2 separate regions of the Homo sapiens genome follow, and region 2 is linked to region 1. A link is a loop called in an ENCODE intact Hi-C map of the cell type or tissue named here. Cell type or tissue: B cell. All regions are shown on one strand. Each heading gives the region's core, and the rest is flanking DNA. Links, peaks and the distances in the headings are about the cores only.

Region 1 (10,438 bases), core at 2,244-10,243:
AGGTCAAGGCAGGCGGATCACAAGTTCAGGAGATTGGGACCATCCTGGCTAACACGGTGAAACCCCGTCTCTACTAAAAATACAGAAATTAGCTGGGCATGGTGGCGGGCGCCTGCAGTGCCAGCTACTCGGGAGGCTGAGGCAGAAGAATCGCTTGAACCCGGGAGGTGGAGGTTGCAGTGAGCTGAGATTGCGCCACTGCACTCCAGCCTGGGTGACAAAGCGAGACTCCGTCTCAAAAAAAATAAAATAAAATAAAATAGTAGATTAATTATATATATTATTTTTCTTTTTCTTTTTCTTTTTTTGACACAGGGTCTCACTCTGTCACCCAGGGTGGAGTGCGGTGGCATGATCTTGGCTTACTCCACCTCCTAGGCTCAAGCAATCCTCCTGCCTCAGGCCCCTGAGTAGCTGGGACCACAGGCGTGCACCACCACACCTGGCTAATTTTTAAAATTTTTTTGTAGAGATAGGGTTTTGCCATGTTGCCCAGGCTGATCTGAAACTCCTGAGTTCAAGCGATCCTCCTGCCTCAGCCTCCCAATGTGCTGGGATTGCAGGAGCGAGCACTGCTCCCAGCCAATGAATGATTTTTTTTTTTTAAAGGGTGAGGCCACAAGACAGGGCGGGGGCGGCATGGGAACTCCTAGCCCTGACTCCCGGCCGCGGCTGCTCCCCTCCCAGGTACTACGACGTCCCCATCGCCACCCTGGACTTCTCCTCGCTGTACCCGTCCATCATGATGGCCCACAACCTGTGTTACACCACGCTCCTTCGGCCCGGGACTGCACAGAAACTGGGGTATAGTGCCCAATTCAGCATGTGTCCCCCGAGGCCCATCTGGGCCTTCCCTTGGGGGGCTCAGTCTGGTGGGGGGCATAGGCACAGGCCCAGAGATAGTAGGGAGTGGAGGGGTGCTTGAGGGGCCTGCGTGTGCTCATGGCCAAGGCCAGGACCGTAGGGCAGAGGTGGGCTGGAGCAGGAGGGTGGCCGGCAGTCACCCCAACATCTTCCAACCCAGCCTGACTGAGGATCAGTTCATCAGGACCCCCACCGGGGACGAGTTTGTGAAGACCTCAGTGCGGAAGGGGCTGCTGCCCCAGATCCTGGAGAACCTGCTCAGTGCCCGGAAGAGGTGAGCCCTGGAGATCGCCTGCTTGGAGCTCAGACCTGTTGGGGCCTCTGGGCAATCCCTGTCCCTCACTGGGACACCCCAGGGCTGCCCAGCCACCCTGCCCTCAGCTGTGCGTGAATTAGCACAAGGCATCCCCTCCTGGCAGCTTCCTTTTGCCCCCTTGGCCAGAAGCTTCTGTGCAGTGCACAGTACGCCCAACCGTACATGGCACTCACTTCCAGAAAGGAGCCCTGACCAATGCCCAGGTGCCGCCTGAGTGTGCTTTCCCCGTGTTCCCTCGCAGGGCCAAGGCCGAGCTGGCCAAGGAGACAGACCCCCTCCGGCGCCAGGTCCTGGATGGACGGCAGCTGGCGCTGAAGGTGAGCGCCAACTCCGTATACGGCTTCACTGGCGCCCAGGTGGGCAAGTTGCCGTGCCTGGAGATCTCACAGGTGGGCACTCGGGCCCCTGGAAGGCAACTGGGGGCAGGTGGGCCCCCTGTGTAGGAGACCAGGGCTCCATGTGGGGGACCTGTATCCAGAGGACTGGGCACCCCAACTCACTGGCCTTCTAGAGAGAGGATGCCAATGTGGCTTGAGCAATTGGTCCATTCCTTCACTCAGCAAATGCCTACTGAGCACACACTGTGGTCAGGGCTCACTCTGTGCCCTGGGGATACAGAGGGGAACAAAATGGATGAGAGCTCCTGTCCCTGTCATCTTGCAGCCCAGTGGGGACACTGACAGGTCTGTGTAAACGTGTTTAGGACACAAGTGGCGCTACGAGCTTTGCAGCCGGATAAAGCAGGAGGTGCGGACTGTCGGGGAGTGATGGGGCTGGGCGGGACTCACCCCTCTCAATAGGCGACGCTCACACAGAGGCCAAGGGACGTGGGGAGGGAAGCCATTCACCGTCCCCACGGCAGCGTCCCGGTCTGCCTACCCACGGCAGCTCTGCTGCTTGAACAGAAAAACAGATTCTTTGAAACCACAGAGGGCCTGAGTTTCCGAGATTGCCAAGCTGGGGTCAGTGCCCCAGCTCCTGGCATATGAGGGCCTCGGAAGGGTCTTCCTGTCCAGCCTTCTCCCCTGGGACTTGAGTCTTGGCCCATTCCAGGCCAGTAGTTGTGCTGCTCTGCTTGGTTACCTCTAGCCACGGGGAGCTCCCTCTCTGGCTGGGCACTGCGCCACTTTTCACAGGGCTCTGGGTGGAAGGCTTGGATGAATTCTCAGTGGGTGGGGCCTTTGCACACACCCACCCACCCGCAGTTCTGGGGGTCCCAAAGACCACTTAGGTTCAGTGATTCACTAGAAGTACTCAGAGAGCAGAAAAGCTGGTTCTCATGGTTATGATTTAATACAGCAAAAGGACACAGATTAAACTCAGCAAAAGAAAGAGGTGCACAGGGCAGGGTATAGGAGGGACCAGGCGTGTCTTCCAGTTGTGCTCTCCCAGTAGAGTTGCCAGGCTGGCCCTCCTTCCTCCCAGTTTTGATGCGTGCCTGCACACATGCAGCATTGCCAACCAGAGGCTCTCACCCAAGCTTTGGGGTCCAGGGTTTTTCTTGGGTGTCAGTCCTATAGGCATGGAGCACCCTGTGACTGGCCTTAGTGACTCCATCATCCCCAGGCCCCTCAGCAACCCCCAGAGGTCAAACTGATACTGCATGGCCCAGGGCCCTACCATAAACCATGTTAGTGTCAACTACCTGGTGTGGTTCAAAGTCCCAGGTACACAAACACCTTTTTTTTTTTTTTTTTTGAGACAGAGTCTCACTCTCTCACCCAGGCTGGAGCGCAGTGGCACAATCGTGGCTCACTGCAGCCTCAACCTCCGGGACTCAGGTGAGCCTCCCACGTTAGCCTCCCAAGTGGCTGGGACTGCGGGCACGTGCCACCTATTTTTGTTATTTTTTGTAGAGATAGGGTCTCGCCATGTTGCCCAGGCTGGAACAGAGACACTGTTATCAGGCGGGATATTCTAGGGGCTTAGACTACCAGGAGCCAGGCAAGAGCCAGACCTTTCTTTGCACAAAGTGAATCGCTCACTGCATGCTCCCAACTCCCCTCTGCCTTTCACAGTCCCCGGCTGCCTCCCCAGCCTCCTTGGTGGAAAGGGGTGGCTGTGTGGACATCAGGCTCTAGCCCTGAAGCAGAGGCCAGGCCAAGAGAGCACAGCTTGGCCCTCCCCTGGGGCTGCCTCTTACCAATCCTGTGTCTCTGTCTTTTCTCTCTCAGCCGCTTCCCTCTGTCACTGTTCTGTTTCTGTCTCTTGACCTCTTTCCTTATTTCTGTCTCTCAAGCTTATGGGAGCAAGAGGTGGAATAATAAAAATGCAATGAATTGGCTGGGCGCGGTGGCTCACGCCTGTAACCCCAGCACTTTAGGAGGCCGAGGCGGGCGGATCACGAGGTCAGGAGTTCAAGACCAGCCTGGCCAACATGGTGAAACCCTGTCTCTATTAAAAATACAAAACATTAGCCAGGAGTGGTGGCAGGTGCCTCTAATCCCAGCTACTCGGGAGGCTGAGGCAGGAGAATCGCTTGAACCCAGGAGGCAGAGGTTGCAGTGAGCCGAGATTGCGCCAGTGCGCTCCAGCCTGGGCAACAGAGCAAAACTCCGTCTCAAAAAAAAAAAAAAGTAATGAATTACAGTGTTCACGCCTGTAATCCCAACACTTTGTGACACTGAGGAGGGAGGATCACTTGAGGCCAGGGGTTTAAGACCAGCCTGGGCAACATAGTGAAACCCCATCTCTACAAAAAATACAACCAAACAAAACTAGCCAGGCATTGTGGTAGCTCATGCCTGTAGTTGCAGCTACTCAGGAGGCTGAGACGGGAAGATGGCTTGAACCCAGCAGTTTGAGTTACAGTAAGCTGTGATGGCATCACTGCACTCCATTCTGGGTGACAGAGTTGAGACCCTGTCTCTTTTAGTTTTTGTTTGTTTGTTTTGAGATGGAGTCTTGCTCTGTCACCCAGGCTGGAGTGCAATGCCACAATCTTGGCTCACTGCGACCTCTCCCTCCCGGGTTCAAGTGATTCTCCTGCCTCAGCCTCCTGAGTAGCTGGGATTACAGGCACCCGCCACCATGCCTGGCTAATTTTTGCATTTTTAGTAGAGACGGGGTTTCACCATGTTGGCCAGGCTGGTCTTGAACTCCTGACCTCAGGTGATCCACCTGCCTCGGCCTCCCAAAGTGCTGGGATTACTGGTGTGAGTCACCACGCTTGGCCTCCTGTCTCTTAAAAAAAAAAAAAAATTGAATCATTTCAGGAAAAGATTACAAAGGAAAGAAAAAGGAACATAGGACAGGTGGAACAAGTAAAAGCTAGACAGTAAAGTGGTAGACGTAAGCCCAGCTATATCAGTAATTACACTAAATGTAAATGGACAAAATGCTCTAGTTAGACAGATTTCCTGACTGGATCCACACAAACAAAAACAGAAGAATCACACCCATCTCTCCTTGGTGTCCCCACCCCCAGCCTCAGGTTTGGTGGTGGTGGTGGTGGTGGTGGTGTTGTTGTTTAAGTATTTTTTAGTTTTGTGTGTGTGTGTGTGTGTATTTTTAGTAGAGATGGTGTTTCACCATGTTGTCCAGGCTGATCTCGAACTCCTGACCTCAAGTGATCCAGCCACTTCAGCCTCCCAAAGTGCTGGGTGTACAGGCATAAGCCACCACGCCAGCTAGTTTTCTTAACTCTAAAATAAGACAGTGGGTTTCTCAATGGTTTCTTAGTCAGGGTGGTGCCACCCCCTGCTCTGGGGGGCATTTGTCAATGTGTAGGTAGGGCCAGTTCTGGTGGTACAGGGATGGGGGTGGCACTGCTGGCTTCCAGGGATGGGGCTGGCTATGTCGGTGGTCCTGTACCATAGAGAGCTGCCCAGAATGTCAGTGTGAGGGAAACACTGGGCCAGTGGCCTCTTCAGGCCGCAGTCTTTCCAGCATGCATTTGATGTAGTCACTTCCTTGTGCATGTCCAGAACTCTGAGCCAGGGAACCCACTTCTTTCCACCTGACCATTGAGGAGCCGCCTTATAGTCCCATTTTGCAGATTTGGGAACTGAGGCCCAGGAGGGGCAGAGTGGCTTGTACATAAGCCTATGCCACTGGGAAATGGCAGAGGCGGGACCCCTCCCCCGCCGGCCCACGTTCACTGCACATGGCCCCCAGGGCTTCACTCCGCATGATTCTCTCCCCGACAGAGCGTCACGGGGTTCGGACGTCAGATGATCGAGAAAACCAAGCAGCTGGTGGAGTCTAAGTACACAGTGGAGAATGGCTACAGCACCAGTGCCAAGGTCGGGGGCTGCCCACCGCTGCCCTGAGATGGGCCCAGGGCAGGTGGGGGGATGGAAGCCGGGCCGGACCCCCATGTCCCCGTGCCTCCTGGTCACACCCTGCCCACTCTCCTGTTGCATCCTTGGGTCCCGTTGGCATTAGCCACCTGCCACCCCCCGACACCAGTAGTTGACAGAAGGGACCCTGCTTCTCACATACACACATCCCCACCGCCCGCAGGTGGTGTATGGTGACACTGACTCCGTCATGTGCCGATTCGGCGTGTCCTCGGTGGCTGAGGCGATGGCCCTGGGGCGGGAGGCCGCGGACTGGGTGTCAGGTCACTTCCCGTCGCCCATCCGGCTGGAGTTTGAGAAGGTGCGTGGCTGGGTCAGGGGCTCTGCATTTAGGTGCCCTCATCAGGGTACTCAGGGTGTCCCGTTCTTTGGGTTCACAAAAGCCACAGTGTGAAGGGATGTTGCTGCTTAGATTCTCCTGAGGCTGGGGCCTTGGTTTGGGAAGCCTCCAAGGCCTTGGGCTTTGTTACCCTGGATGGCATCTGTTCTTTGAAAACCCTGTCGCTGTCCCTGGTTTTGAGGTGTCACAGTGTCCCTGGTTTTGAGGTTTCCCAGTACCTGTCAGATGTGGAGCTGCCCTCCACGCAGGGACCCTGATGGGGGTGCACCTTAGATCTGTGCACCATTGCCCCTGGCCCTCTGAGTGCGGCACACTTGGTCCCAGGAAACCTTGCACCATATTTTCTTTTGAAGAGTCTGGGTCTCGCTCTGTCGCCCAGGCTGGAGTGCAGTGGCGAGTTCACAGCTCACTGCAGCCTCCAACTCCTGGGCTCCGGCGATCCTCCCGCCTTGGCCTCCTGAGCCGCCACGCCCAGTTCTCACACTGTACTGTTTCCCCGTGGCTTAACGCTCTCTCGTGCCAGGCCTTGGACTTGGAGCCTCGCAGAGTGGGGAGGTCTCTGCCTCAGGGCTCACCCAGCCGTAGTTTCTCCTCTCTTTCATGGGATGCTTCATCGACTCGCCTGTCTGGATCTCATGTTTTAGGGACTATCTGGATTTATCCCAGTCTCTGTTTCAGATTGGGGTCTCTGGTGTGGGGGCTCTGGCATTGCCGAGGGGCCTCAGGAGCCACTTCCAGCCATACAGTGTCTCGGTCCATCCCACCAGGCTCAGGGCACGGCTCCCATGTCCTCAAACTGCGTCTGGGACCCTGTCTACCTTCAGTTTCTGGGGGGCGTCTCCAGATTGGGGCTTGGCCTCCTCAGGCTCAGGGTCTTGGCCATGGCTCCCTCCCAGGTCTACTTCCCATACCTGCTTATCAGCAAGAAGCGCTACGCGGGCCTGCTCTTCTCCTCCCGGCCCGACGCCCACGACCGCATGGACTGCAAGGGCCTGGAGGCCGTGCGCAGGGACAACTGCCCCCTCGTGGCCAACCTGGTCACTGCCTCACTGCGCCGCCTGCTCATCGACCGGTGTGTGGGGCCTCCTCCCTCAGACTCAGGGGGCTGGGCCCCAAACCCCTCCTCCCTCAGACCCAGGAGTCTAGGCCCCAGCCCCTCCTCCCTCAGACCCACGGGTCCAGGCCCCCAGCCCCCTCCTCCTCAGATCCCGGGGTCAGGGCCCCCAGCCCCTTCCTCTCTTAGATACAAGAGTCCAGACCCCCAGCCCCTCCTCCTCTGGGAACACAGGTGTCAGGCCCAGCTCTTCCTCGGTGGTGAAGCAGTGGAAAGAGTCGGCTTGGGCAGCTGTGGGTTCAGGCCCTGCCTCTGCCACTCTGCAGCCTATGGTAGGAAGGGCCCCTCTCTGCCCTGAGCCTCAGCCCTAAGAGCTCATCCTGGTCTCCAGCCCTGAGACCCGTGGAGGCACCAGCCTGGCCCTCAGTGCCTTTTGGTGACGCTGTGCGGCCCGCTCTCCTACAGAGACCCTGAGGGCGCGGTGGCTCACGCACAGGACGTCATCTCGGACCTGCTGTGCAACCGCATCGATATCTCCCAGCTGGTCATCACCAAGGAGCTGACCCGCGCGGCCTCCGACTATGCCGGCAAGCAGGCCCACGTGGAGCTGGCCGAGAGGTCCTGCGCGGGGCGGGTGGCCTGGCCAGAAATAACCCCCTCCTTCCTGCCAGCTGGGCCCACTTCCTACACCCTCGCCCCCACCCCCGCCACCCACCTGCCCTCACCCACCCGCCACCCCATCTCCACGCAGGATGAGGAAGCGGGACCCCGGGAGTGCGCCCAGCCTGGGCGACCGCGTCCCCTACGTGATCATCAGTGCCGCCAAGGGTGTGGCCGCCTACATGAAGTCGGAGGTCAGGCCCACCTGGCTGCCTGCTCCCGCCCAGCCCCCTCGCTCTCACTTCTGCTTTCCGAGATGGGCGGGCCTGCGGGAAGGGTGGGGCCTCCCGTGCCCTGTGGGGCCCTGAGAACCGCCCCCCATGGCAGCCTGGGTGTGGCCTCGGCCCCCTCTGGAGGTCCCCCCTCTATTCTGACCCCTCCCTTGCTTCCCTATGGAAGGGGCCCCAGTCCCTCCCCTGTGCATACAGCTCCCCAGCCGGGGGTTCCCTTGGATTCATAATCCTCCAGCTCTACCCCCACCCCCAGTGACCCACATCTTAGCCCCATGACCTCTGACCTCCTGACCCCTTCCTCATCCTTGCTTCCCCTTGTGAACTCTGACCCTTCCGTGGTGACCTGAGAGCCCTACAGACTCTGTGGCCCAGAGACTCCGTGACCTCCGACCCCATCCCAGACCCAGGCCCCCCCCATGTCACAGCCCGCAGGCAGGCCTAGGCCCTAAGCCCCAGGCCCCATGACCACCCCGTGTCCACCCCGGTGCCCTTTCCCTGGCTGCCCGGGTGTGACTGCCATGTGGCCGCAGGACCCGCTGTTCGTGCTGGAGCACAGCCTGCCCATTGACACGCAGTACTACCTGGAGCAGCAGCTGGCCAAGCCCCTCCTGCGCATCTTCGAGCCCATCCTGGGCGAGGGCCGTGCCGAGGCTGTGCTACTGCGTACGGGGGCACCAGGGGACTGGGGGCACCCTGGGGGGGCAGAGGAGATCACCGGCCCACCACCTGCCTCCTCTCCTGCAGGGGGGGACCACACGCGCTGCAAGACGGTGCTCACGGGCAAGGTGGGCGGCCTCCTGGCCTTCGCCAAACGCCGCAACTGCTGCATTGGCTGCCGCACAGTGCTCAGCCACCAGGGTGAGCGGCCCTGGCCACTGGGCCCCCACTGGCCCTCAACCTGCTCTGCCGTCACCCCAGATCCTAGACACCCACCCCATCGGCTGGCACTGCCACCCAGTGGGCCCAGGGCCCCTGGGTGGGTGGCCCCTGTCTCCACCCCCCACAGAGGGTCCTCGGCCCCCACCCCGGGAGTTCCCCAGGGGAGTTTTCCCAGCACACTTGCTCCGTTGTTCTCCAGCCTCTGGGGACTTTCAGAAGCTGGGATTGGCAGTGGGCAGGGATGGGGTGGCCCAGTTCCTGGCTGGGCCCCAGCACTTGGGCTGACCCGCCTCCCCACAGGAGCCGTGTGTGAGTTCTGCCAGCCCCGGGAGTCTGAGCTGTATCAGAAGGAGGTGAGAGGGCCGGGAGGTGAGGAGGGGCCAGGTGGGGAGGCGGGGGCGCCCTGCTCAGCCGCTGCCGTCCCCAGGTATCCCATCTGAATGCCCTGGAGGAGCGCTTCTCGCGCCTCTGGACGCAGTGCCAGCGCTGCCAGGGCAGCCTGCACGAGGACGTCATCTGCACCAGGTGTGTGCCATGTCCCGACCCTGGGCTGCCCCGCCCCTTCCCAGCTCCCAGGCCTGTGGGTTGTGGACCCAACCTCTGACTCCAAGGCCTCTCCTGAGCATCCTCCCCGCCCATCCCCTTCCAGCTGTGAGCTGTCCTGAGCCTCAGTGTCCTTGTCTGAAAAATGGGCCCATCCCAGCCCCCCAGAGGGGGTGGGTGCTTAGGGAGGCAGCGCCCGGCACCCAGTGTTGCCCGGGAAACGGCTGTCCTCCCGACACACCCAGCCAGCCTGGCCCCCTCCCCAGGGCGGGGCCGGGCTTTCCCCAGGGAACGGGTAGGCGGGGTGGGTTCCCACGCCAGGTGACAGGTGATATACGGCCAGCCATGGCCCTGCACCTCGCCAGGCACCCGCTGTTATCGGCTCCCCCCCCCCACCCCCCCCGTGCCTGCTGAGCAAACAGCCCGCTGCGGGAGGGGGCGGGTGGGCTGGGCAGCAGGCGGGGACCAAAGTCCTGGGAACAGCCCCCACCCCTCTCCCAGGCTGGGCACTGGGCCTTGGCTGGTCCTGACCCTGCCCCTGCCCCCACCCGCAGCCGGGACTGCCCCATCTTCTACATGCGCAAGAAGGTGCGGAAGGACCTGGAAGACCAGGAGCAGCTCCTGCGGCGCTTCGGACCCCCTGGACCTGAGGCCTGGTGACCTTGCAAGCATCCCATGGGGCGGGGGCGGGACCAGGGAGAATTAATAAAGTTCTGGACTTTTGCTATATGGTGCTTTGTGGTCTCTGGGGGACACTGTCTGGTTTCATAAGCCCTGGCCTTGGCTGGGACCCTCCTGAGGCCCGCACCGCCCCTCATCCTCAGCAAAAGCCCCCGGACTCCCACCTGTGCTGCCTGGTTCATGTGGGCCAAGCCTGCCTCAGTTTCCTCTCTGGCCCTGAAGGAACCCTTATACCAGCGCTTCTCTGCCCTGCTTAGGGCCCCCAGGTGTCTGGCCCCGGCCCAGCCCTCCCTGGTGATGACCCTGGGGACCCTGGTGGCTGCCCCGCCCTCCAGGTGCTGACCTGTTTCCTCCAGGCCCTGGGGCAGCCCCAGGCGCACCGGGGCTTCCACTCCTCAGCCCGGCCAAGGGGACCCCCCCATCCCCCGCCGGACCACACACCCACGATGTTTCCACGTCGGGGTCCTGGCAATGGGCTTTGGGTCTGGGTTTCCCCCCAGCGACTCCCATCTCTATCCCCGCAGCCTCTAACTGCCGTCAGATGCCCTCGGCCCTCCCGTCACCTCA
Region 2 (10,438 bases), core at 1,228-9,227, 62 kb after region 1:
CTGCAGCCTGGACCTGCTGGGCTCAAGCAATCCTCCCACCTCAGCCTCCTAAGTAGCTGGGACTACAGGCACACCCCACCATCCCTGGCTAATGTTTGTATTTTTAGTAGAGATGGGGTCTCACTATGTTGCCCAGGCTGGTCTCCAACTCCTGGGCTTAAGCAGTCCTCCCACCTTGGCCTCCCAAATGCTGGGATTACAGGTGTGAGCCACTGCACCCAGCCTTCTACTGCTGGTTTGTTTGTTTTGAGATAGTGTCTTGCTTTGTCACCCAGGCTGGAGTGCAGTGGTGAGATCTTGGCCACTGCAACCTCCGACTCCTGGGCTCAAATGATTCTCCTGCCTCAGCCTCCTGAGTAGCTGGGACTACAGGCGCCCATCATCATGTCTGGCTAATTTTTTGTATTTTTGTAGAGATAGGGTCTCACCATGTTGGCCAGGCTGGTCTCAAACTCCTGGCAATCAGGTGATCTGCCCACCTCAGCCTCCCAAAGTGCTGGGATTACAGGTGTGAGCCATCACACCCAGCCTCTACTGCTGTTTTTAAAGAAAGGATGGATCCATATATATGTGTGTATATATATGTGTGTATACATGTGTGTATATACGCATACATGCACGTGTGTGTATACGCATACATGCACGTGTGTGTATACGCATACATGCACGTGTGTGTATACGCATACATGCACGTGTGTGTATACGCATACATGCATGTGTATACGCATACATACCTGTGTGTATACGCATACATGCATGTGTATACGCATACATACCTGTGTGTATACGCATACATATCTGTGTGCATACGCATACATACATGTGTATATGTATGCATACATGTGTGTATATGTATGCATACATGTATGTGTGTATATGTGTATATACATGTATGTGTGTAAGTATATATACATGTATGTATGTATATATACATGTATGTGTGTATATGTATATATACGTGTATGTATATATACGTGTGTATATGTATATGTACGTGTGTGTATATGTATATATACGTGTGTGTATATGTGTATATATACATGTGTGTATATGTATATGTATATATACGTGTGTATATGTATATATACGTGTGTATATGTATGTATACGTGTGTATATGTATGTATACGTGTGTATATGTATGTATACATGTATGTGTGCATGTATATACATGTGTGTATGTATATATACATGTATGTGTGTATTATATATACATGTATGTGTGTATATATGTATATATACATGTATGTGTGTATATATGTATATATACATGTATGTGTGTATATATATATCTCTCTGTCAGAAACTGCCCCAGAATAGCTCAGGGCTGGAAGTTGGTTAGACAGAAGTGAGGGGCTAGGAGGTGAGTCCTGAGGCCAAATTTGCAGAGCAAGCTCAATGTTCTCACTTCAGTGGTATGTTCATTTGGGAAGGGGTTTTAGGGTGCCAAAGGAGCTTATGAGAGGGTCATAGCCACTCTCAGCACCATCATTGGTGTTCTTCCAACTGCAGGTCATGATTCAGTGAGTGATGAGATCAATTGGTGAAATACAGTTAGCATTTAAAATAAAAGGGGCTGGGCAAGGTGGGTCACACGTATAGTCCCAGCACTTTGGGAGGTTGAGGGAGGAGGATTGCTTGAGCCCAGGAGTTCGAGACCAGCTTGGGCAGCATGGTGAGACCTGTCTCTACAAAAAAATACAAAAATTAGCCAGGTGTGGGTGGTGCACACCTGTAGTCCCAGCTACTCAGGCAGCTGAGGTGGGAGGATCGCTTGCGCCTGCAGAGAACTGTGATCACTCCAGCCTGGATGACAGAGTGAGACCCTGTCTCAAAATTAAATGAATGAATGAATAAATAAAGGCCAGGCACAGTGGCTCATGCCTGTAATCCTAGTGCTTTGGGAGGCTGAGGTGGGAGGATCACTTGAGGCCCGGAGTTCAAGACCAGCCTGGGCAACATAGTGAGATCCCACCTCTACAACACATAAACAAAAATAAAGGTATAGTGTAGAAGAGAAAATATCTCAGGGTACTGTACTGGTGTCAGAATACTCCTTTGTGAAAGGTTTTTAACTTAGGCAGGGGGATTAATAAAGGCTGTAAGTCATCTCGAGTACATGCAGGTCAAAATCTGATTTGGCCACGAAATTAGAAAAGCAATCTTTTGGATTTCAGAAATGCAGAGAAGGAACTGTGGACCTTCATGTGTGCATGTGTGAGACAATGTGAGTTTGTCCTTCCTTCCTTCCCTCCTTCCTCTATTTCTCCCTCCTTACTTTCTTCCCTTTCTTCTTTTCTCTGTCTTCTTTCTTCCCTCTCTTTCTTTCTTTTTTAGAGAACGGGTCTCACTTCATTGCCCAGGCTGGAGTGCAGTGGTGTGATCACAGTTCACTGCAGCCTCGAACTCCTGGGCTCAAGTGATCCTCCTGGCTCAGCCCCAGTAGCTAGGACCACATGTATGTGTCACCATACCTGGCTAGCTTTGTAATTTTGATTTTTGTAGAGATGGGGGTCTTGCTATGTTGCCCAGGCTGGTCTTGAACTCCAAGCCTGAAGTAATCCTCCCACCTCAGCCTCCCAAAGTGCTGGGATTACAGGCATGAGTCACCATACCCGGCATCTCTCTTTCATGAACTGTGAGATGTGGTCAAAAAAGTGAAAGCCAGACAGGCATGGTAGCTCATGCCTGTAATCCCAGCACTTTGGGAGGCCCAGGCAGGCAGATCACCTGAGGTCAGGAGTTCGAGACCAGCCTGGCCAACATGGTGAAACCCCGTCTCTACTAAAAATACAAAAATTAGCTGGGCGTGGTGGCAGGCTCCTGTAATCCCAGCTACTCAGGAGGCTGAGGCAGGAGAATTGCTTGAACCCAGGAGGCAGAGGTTGCAGTGAGCCGAGGTTGTGCCACTGCACTCCAGCCTGGAGACTCTGTCTCAAAAAAACAAACAACAAAAAAAGTGAAAGCTACTGGCAGAATGTTTCTGTACTGTAGGCATGTAAACATTTCAGTGTTTGTAGCTGGAGTTGGGGCAGGAGCCTTGGGTGAGAAAAAGGAACAGCTTCTGCTGTCTATTTTGTGCTTGTTTTCTCGTTTGTTTGCATTACTTTTTCTTTTCTCTTTTCTTTTCTTTTTTATTCTCTCTTTTTTTTTTTGAGACAGAGTCTCACTCATTCTGTTACCCAGGTTGGAGTGCAGTGGGATGATCTCGGCTCACTGCAACCTCCACCTCTTGGGTTCAAGCAATTCTCCTGCCTCAGCCTCCCGAGTAGCTGGGATTACCGGCGCCCGCCACCACACCTGGCTAATTTTTTTTTTTTTTTTTGAGATGGAGTCTCGCTCTGTCGCCCAGGCTGGAGTGCAGTGGCGCAATCTCAGCTCACTGCAACCTCCGCCTCCTGGGTTCACGCCATTCTCCTGCCTCAGCCTCCCGAGTAGCTGGGACTACAGGCGCTCACCACCACGCCCGACTAATTTTTTGTATTTTTAGTAGAGACGGGGTTTCACTGTGTTAGCCAGGATGGTCTCGTTCTCTTGACCTCGTGATCCACCCACCTCAGCCTCCCAAAGTGCTGGGATTACAAGCGTGAGCCACCGCACCCGGCCCTGGCTAATTTTTTGTATTTCTGGTAGAGACAGGGTTTTGCTATGTTGGCCAGACCGGTCTCAAATTCCTGGCCTCAAATGATCTGCCTGCCTTGGCCTCCCAAAGTGCTGGGATTACAGGTGTGGGCCACCGCACCCGATCTGCATTACTTTTTCAATGAAAAAATATGACGTAAAGGGGCAGTGTGGAGTGAGGCACAGGAGGGCTCAAGAACCATGAGATCCACAATCATGACAAGCTTGGCATTCCAATCCTGGCCCACTCTGGAGCCACAGTGGGACCCTGGGCAACTGGCTCCCGGCTCTCTGAGCCTCAGTTTAGCTCTTTGGCGGATGGGGCTAAGGGACCCCACCATGTGAAGATATGAGGTCAGAGGTGAGATCGTATGCGCGGCCTAGGGGCGTCTGGCATGAGCAGGCCCTGCGGAAATGATCATTCTCCTGACCGCTGCTGGGGCATGGCTGAGGACTGTCCCCTTCAGGTCTGTCTAATCTCTGATTTCTGGCCCCTGAGGGCTGCTCTGTCCTTGTTCTCCCGGGTAGATGGCAGCTCAGGGAGGGCCGGTAGCACTGCCAGCTCCTGGCCCTGGGGGTGGTCTGGACGAGGGGAGGTACTGCTGGGGGCTCAGGTGCCTGGAGCTGAGGGAGGAAGGGGTCTCGGCTGAGGTGGGGGCAGTTACCCGAAGAGTTGCAGGTGTCCGTTCTCCTTGGCAGGGCCGGCCAGAAGCAATAGGTCCGGGAGCTCCAGGGCTGGACTGGAGGCTGCCACCCCCATGGTGACCTCGTTGGCAACTTCTCCCAACCGAGTCACCTGGGGCCAGAGGTCAGAGGTCGGGGCAGGATAGATGTCGGGGCAGAACTGAGGAGGGATCAGAGGTTAGGAATCTTGGTAGGGGAAAAGGTCATGAACCAGGTGAGTTGAAAATCAGGCTGGGGGCCAGATATCTTGAAATTAAAGTTCAAGAATCATATGGGTGTGAAGTCAGGGAAACTGAGGCAAGGGAGTTACAGGCCAGGGTTCACAAAGAATCTAGAGAACTAGAAGTATGGGGTGTCAGAGATCACATAGGAGTTGGGAGTCGGGAATCCCACGAGATGGACGTTATGGGGGAGCAGGGGCTTTCCAAGTCAGGAGGAGGTCGAGGGGCAGGCCGAGGCTGGGGATGAGGGGGTTCTGGGGCTCCCTACCTGTACGAAGTTGCTCTCAAAGATGGGGAAGTCCCGAAACTGGTCGAATTCGCCGCTCTGGAGGTAGCGTTGGAGCCGTCTGGGACGGCCCGTGGGAGAGGCTGCAACCAGGAGGCATTTTACCAGGACGAAGTCTGGGGGTCGATCCTGGGAGGCTGTGCCTGGCTTCCCAACTGAGAGGGCCCGGCACAGCCCCGCGGAGAGGACGGGGTATCAGATGCCCCCGAATTGCCGGCCCCATCCTACTTGGTTCCTTCACCAGGTCCAACCCCTCTAGGCCTGGCTCCCCTCTCTCACCTGCCATCCCACCTGGTTCCACCTCGCCAGCTCCACCCAGGGCCGGCTTAGGGCCGCGATCCCGCCTCATTGCAATGTCCCCGTCCGACGGGAGCGGACGGAGGAGCAGAGGGAGAAAGCGAGGGGGCGGGACTACGCGCACTGTGACGTCATGATGCGGAGCGGGCTTTATGACGTCACACAAGAGCGGGCTCCTGATTTGTGATGACGTCCCTGGAGGGGGCGGCTCCTGGAGATCAGGCCAAAGGGGCGGCCCCATCCTGCTGACGTCAGGCCCCAGGTGCGGACGGGTGCCAGTGCGCAGGTGCCGGGGCCCAGCGCAGGCGCACGGGCGTCAGGATGCGGCCTGTTCCTCCCGGCGTGCTCCGCGGCTCTTGGCTCACAGCCGTCCCTTCGCTGGTGGGAAGAAGCCGAGATGGCGGCAGCCAGCGCTGGGGCAACCCGGCTGCTCCTGCTCTTGCTGATGGCGGTAGCAGCGCCCAGTCGAGCCCGGGGCAGCGGCTGCCGGGCCGGGACTGGTGCGCGAGGGGTGAGTGCTCTTTAGCTGTGCATAGCGGGCGCGGTCTACGGATGTCGCAGGTCTTGGGTCTTTAGGTGAGTTACAGACGGAAGGAGGCTGCGCAGGGCTGAGAGGGAAGAGGTGGGAGATCCCTGGAAAGCCAGGCCTCAGTCACGCACGCGCAGGAGGGGCCTCGCCAGTGCACCGGGTTGCAAGGACTGGGTGGGAGGACAAGCGCACCTGTCGGAAGGCTCTGGCTCGGGAATATGTATGAGGGGGCGGGGCTGGGGGTGTGGAATCTTGGAGAATCCGACGTCCGGGCGGTTGAAATGAAAGAGGCAAGGTGAAGCCGGGCGCGGTGGCTCATCTGTCATCCCAACGCTTAGGGAGGCCGAGGCGGGAGGATTGCTCTAGGCCAGGAGTTCAAGACCAGCCTGGGCAACATAGCGAGCCCTGTCTCTACAAAAAATACTAAAAAAAAAAAAAAAATTAGGCCGGTCGCGGTGGCTCATGCTTGTAATCCCAGCACTTCGGGAAGCCGAGGCGGGCGGACCACTTGAAGTCAGGAGTTCAAGACCAGCCTGCTCAAAATGGTGAAACCCCGTCTCTACTAAAAACACAAAAATTAGCTGGATGTGGTGGCAGGTGCCTGTAATTCCAACTACTCGGGAGGCTGAGGCAGGAGAATCGCTTGAACCCAGGAGGCAGAGGTTGCAGGGAGCTGAGATCACGCTACTGCACTCCAGCCTGGGCGACTGAGCGAGACCCTGTCTCAGAAAAAGAAAATAAGGCGTGGGAGGGGGCTCTTGAGGAAGTGGAGATGAGTTTTGTCTCCTAAATATGCGTGAGTATGCAAGTTTGGAGGTTGGAGAAAAGGAAAGCATGAATCTTGAATGTGCTTAATAGGGACTGAACTCAGGCTGCATCTTGGCTATTGGGCTGTCAGGTGATAAGGAGGCCATTTGAATATTAGCATGAAAAAGAAGGCTTGGGAGAGGGAGAGTGTCATTTAACTCATGAGTATTTGTGGCGCAAGGCTTGGAAGTGACCTTGGGATAGTTGCTTTGGCAATGAGGTTAGGCATGTTTGTAGGGTCTGGTTTTCTGGGGGTGAGGGAGTGCAGAGTATGAATATTCATGAAATGGGTGGTTTCTAGTGAAATAAAGGCAAGCAGCAGTGATTAACTTGAAGATAAGGCTCCTCCCTCAGCCCACCAGTCTGTCTGTCCTGGGTTCTGTGGGTGACTACTATGCTGAGGGCTTGGGTGGTCCTCACCTGGGGCCTTCTGTGTCCTCTGCAGGCTGGGGCGGAAGGTCGAGAGGGCGAGGCCTGTGGCACGGTGGGGCTGCTGCTGGAGCACTCATTTGAGATCGGTGAGTCAGGCAACGTCCTCTCCTAGACACTTAACATTGGTGCCCTGAGAAGTCAAGACTTGGAGTCTGGGTGCCTCCCGTCGTATGACATTTACTAACAACCATTTACTAACAGATTTGCCTCAGGTTAGGGGAAAGTGGGACATGAAAGAAGAGAAACACTCTTTAAATGCCCCCTTGCCTGTGAGACAAACCTCAGTTTTTAAAAGGTCATCACAGCAGTAATAATTTCAGAGCGGCTTTCCTGATCAGTCGCCACGTGCCCAGCATTAGCGGTTCCACGCTTTGCAAGTATTAACTCAGATGTCCTCACAGCAGCCATGTGAGGTGGTAGGTATTCGTGTCAGCCCCTTTTTCCAGAAGAGGAAACGGGCTCAGAGTAGGCACCACACAAGGTCTCATCGTGAGTGAGTGGCAGAGCAGGGGCCAGCTTCAAACCCAAACTTAAATTGCCATGATGCAGGTGTCCAGGTTCCCAGAGCTGGACGTCAGTGCTGCCCAGAGTGTAGTAATCGAGTCTGAGGCCCCGAACCTGAGGGCACAAACCCTGAAGCTGGTGCCCCTCTGCAAACCCTGGCATCTGCTCAGTGAACAGCTCCCCTGATTCTGACATGGCCAGGTAGTTGGGAATTCCTGAACTCCACAGCCTCCGTATTTTGCAGTTGGGGAAGCTGAGGCTCAGAGAGGTTGTGTGGCTATCCCTGGGTCACCTGGTGAGGCAGAGGCAGGATTTGGGAGCTGTGGGGTTCATGCATCTGCTACGGGTTGCCTTGTGAGGTGGAACATGGTGGAGGTGTCCCCACTTTGCAGATAGCAAAATGGGGGCCCAGATGGGGAGGGAACCTGGTCACTCGGGTGGAGGCCAGGCCAAAATTTGAAGCTGGACCTCCTGGCCCCTGCCTGGGTTGAAGGGTGGGCGGGGGAGGGGGCGTCTCTGAACCTGAGCTCCTCACAGATGACAGTGCCAACTTCCGGAAGCGGGGCTCACTGCTCTGGAACCAGCAGGATGGTACCTTGTCCCTGTCACAGCGGCAGCTCAGCGAGGAGGAGCGGGGCCGACTCCGGGTGAGGTGGGGCCCTCAGGGCTGGGTGTGGATGGGGATGGAGGGTTTCCAGCTGTCTCTTCAGCCACCCCCTGCTGGTCCCCAGCAGCCTTCCCTCCAGGCCCAGGTGGGCTCCCAGCACCACCTGCCACTCTCAGCCTCTGTCCTCAATGACTGCCCCTGGAGGAACGGCATTGCAGTTCGTCTTAGCGCCGCCAGGCATGGTGTCCTGCATCACGGCCTCTTCCTGCACTGCTCCCTCTGCTGGCAGACCCCCTTCCCCTGCAGGTTCACACAGTCGGCTCCTCTTCTTTTCCAGATCAGCTGAGCTGTTTCATGACCACTTAGATGAGATTTGTTTGTGAGGAGAAAGCCTCAAAATAGCTATGGTTGGACAGGAGCTCACTTCTGTCGCCCTGTGTTGTGGCAGCCTCAAGGGCCCAGCTCAATCCTCCGCAGGGGTCATGCAGAGAGGCCCCAGGGCTCCAGGCAGCAGGATAGAGAGGGAGAAAGAGGGGCAGAAGGAGCAGCAGCATTTAGAGAAAGCTTGCAAAAGCTGGCACAACCCACTTCCACCCATCAGCCAGATGTAGCTGTGAGGGAGGCTGGGGAGTGCAGGCTTGATTCTGGTGGCCACGCGGTGAGGTCTGCCTGAGCACCCTTCCTGCATGGTACCCACATGATTCTCTTGTCACAGCTGTCCCCAAACAGAATTTATTATGCATGTAACTGGTACGTCCAGGCATAGGGTGGACGCCAGGTGCAGCTGGATCCAGGCACAGGGAAGGCGTCCTCAGGACCCACTCCATCGCTGGGCTGGGCTTTGCCCTCCTTGTGGTGGCTTTTCCCCTAGGTGGGGCGGTCCCAGCTGCTCCTGGCCTCACCCACCAGCCGGGCCACCCCAACAGGAAGAGTCCTGGGTCGACTCAGGTTGGCTGGCCTGGGGAGTGTGGGCCGTGAGGTGGGTGGGGCTGGAGAGGGGCCTTCGCGGAGGCCTGGTGGGCATCACAGCCTGTCCAGGGCTGACACCATCCTTCTGACCAGCACCCTCTTCTCCCATCCCCAGGATGTGGCAGCCCTGAATGGCCTGTACCGGGTCCGGATCCCAAGGCGACCCGGGGCCCTGGATGGCCTGGAAGCTGGTGGCTATGTCTCCTCCTTTGTCCCTGCGGTGAGTTGGTGTCGGGGATGAGCCCCCTTCTCCCTCGTCCTCCTCATCCCCTACCCTGGTCCTGCTTCCACCATTCGAACCCCTGTGTTTCTGGAGCCCGCAGAGGCCTGGGAGACTCAGACCTGGCCTTGCCTTCCGAGGCCTCCTGGTCTGGAGGGGTCGGTCCAGGTAGCGGGTGCTTTCATGGGGATAGCATTGTGAGGACTCCCGGGTGGGGGGCGGTTGAACTTGGGCCTGAGGGTAACAGGGAGCCATGGGAAGGTTTTGAAAAATGCTCCGGGGGTCCTGTGGTGGGGGCCGGGGGAGGTTAGGGTGGAGCCCAGGCAGCAGGCTCCCCACCTCCACTGACCCCACTCCCCCCACAGTGCTCCCTGGTGGAGTCGCACCTGTCGGACCAGCTGACCCTGCACGTGGATGTGGCCGGCAACGTGGTGGGCGTGTCGGTGGTGACGCACCCCGGGGGCTGCCGGGGCCATGAGGTGGAGGACGTGGACCTGGAGCTGTTCAACACCTCGGTGCAGCTGCAGCCGCCCACCACAGCCCCAGGGTGAGCCTCTGCTGCCTTCGCGGCGCTCTTGCCACCTGCCCCGGCCCTTCCTGGCGGCCTCAGGGTCTCCAGGTCCCTGGACTCCGGGCCTCACCCTTCTCCTCCTCTCCCCTTGCCCCAGCCCTGAGACGGCGGCCTTCATTGAGCGCCTGGAGATGGAACAGGCCCAGAAGGCCAAGAACCCCCAGGAGCAGAAGTCCTTCTTCGCCAAATACGTGAGTGGGGCTCCCCCGCCTCCCCTATTCCCTTCCTGACAGTCCCGGTGCCTGGCCAGGCCCTCCATGCTCCCACCCAGACTCCCCTATGGTGCTCGGGCCTGCTCCTTGTCCTCCGGGCCTCCTGTGTGTCCTGGTACCTGGGCTGAGGCTTGTTTGCAGGAAGAGGGTATGGAAGTGTGGTCAGGGGAGGTCGGGCCAGCTCTAGGGCGCAGGGTCCTGGGGGAGGTCTCGGCCTGAGCTAGGTTGGAGCCATGAGGCTGGAGAGGAAGGGAACAGTGGAGGTTTCAAAGGAACCAGGGAGGCTTGGAAAGGAGGGGCGAGCAGGTTCTTCAGGGGGTTGTACAGGAAGGAGAGAGGAGTGGGTCCGGGAGGGATGTGGCCCAGGGAGGGGCATTGGGGGCAGCAGGGTGCCTGGGAGGCCTCCTGGAGCTGAGGAGGGAGGGGCCTGTGCTGCCAGCAGCAGGTCTGAGTCCCGGGGGCTTAGAGGCTGAGGCGTG

The links. Peaks named below come from ENCODE experiments on the same cell type or tissue, not always from the same donor. Only the 100,000 strongest peaks of a DNase experiment are listed, where the experiment ranks them.
Region 2: a loop joins it to region 1, with 11 times the contacts of the local background. A loop is called at or near these places in 9 of 110 quality-filtered maps.

Annotation. Positions count from the first base shown.
Region 1 is chr19:50,408,098-50,418,535 of GRCh38, forward strand. POLD1 (DNA polymerase delta 1, catalytic subunit) reads left to right here. Exons shown (of 27, transcript NM_002691.4): 15 at 688-804; 16 at 1,025-1,138; 17 at 1,422-1,569; 18 at 5,329-5,424; 19 at 5,645-5,782; 20 at 6,718-6,893; 21 at 7,341-7,493; 22 at 7,627-7,729; 23 at 8,299-8,431; 24 at 8,513-8,626; 25 at 8,948-9,000; 26 at 9,075-9,172; 27 at 9,745-9,917. The coding sequence ends at 9,850. Among named protein-coding and RNA genes, the nearest start is that of SPIB, 5.6 kb to the right of the region's middle. RefSeq lists enhancers at 6,678-6,797, 6,747-7,531, 7,532-8,316, 8,208-8,267 and silencers at 6,928-7,107, 7,508-7,597, 7,778-7,937, 9,468-9,607, 9,638-9,697 and 1 more. In B cell, for the core only: CTCF peaks have their summits at 6,847 (motif pointing left) and 7,046; DNase peaks (open chromatin) are centred at 6,864, 7,754, 9,274, 10,224 and 5 weaker places; H3K4me3 peaks cover 2,670 bases; H3K27ac peaks cover 4,329 bases.
Region 2 is chr19:50,471,040-50,481,477 of GRCh38, forward strand. It overlaps GARIN5A (golgi associated RAB2 interactor 5A), which reads right to left and starts at 5,809. Exons shown (of 5, transcript NM_001308429.2): 1 at 5,091-5,809; 2 at 4,794-4,894; 3 at 4,286-4,464. The coding sequence starts at 5,349. EMC10 (ER membrane protein complex subunit 10) reads left to right here and starts at 5,468. Exons shown (of 7, transcript NM_206538.4): 1 at 5,468-5,619; 2 at 6,890-6,962; 3 at 7,918-8,027; 4 at 9,072-9,176; 5 at 9,542-9,723; 6 at 9,845-9,938. The coding sequence starts at 5,506. RefSeq lists enhancers at 5,106-5,606, 5,473-5,672. In B cell, for the core only: a CTCF peak has its summit at 8,271 (motif pointing left); DNase peaks (open chromatin) are centred at 4,110, 4,285, 5,382 and 8,248; H3K4me3 peaks cover 1,526 bases; H3K27ac peaks cover 1,628 bases.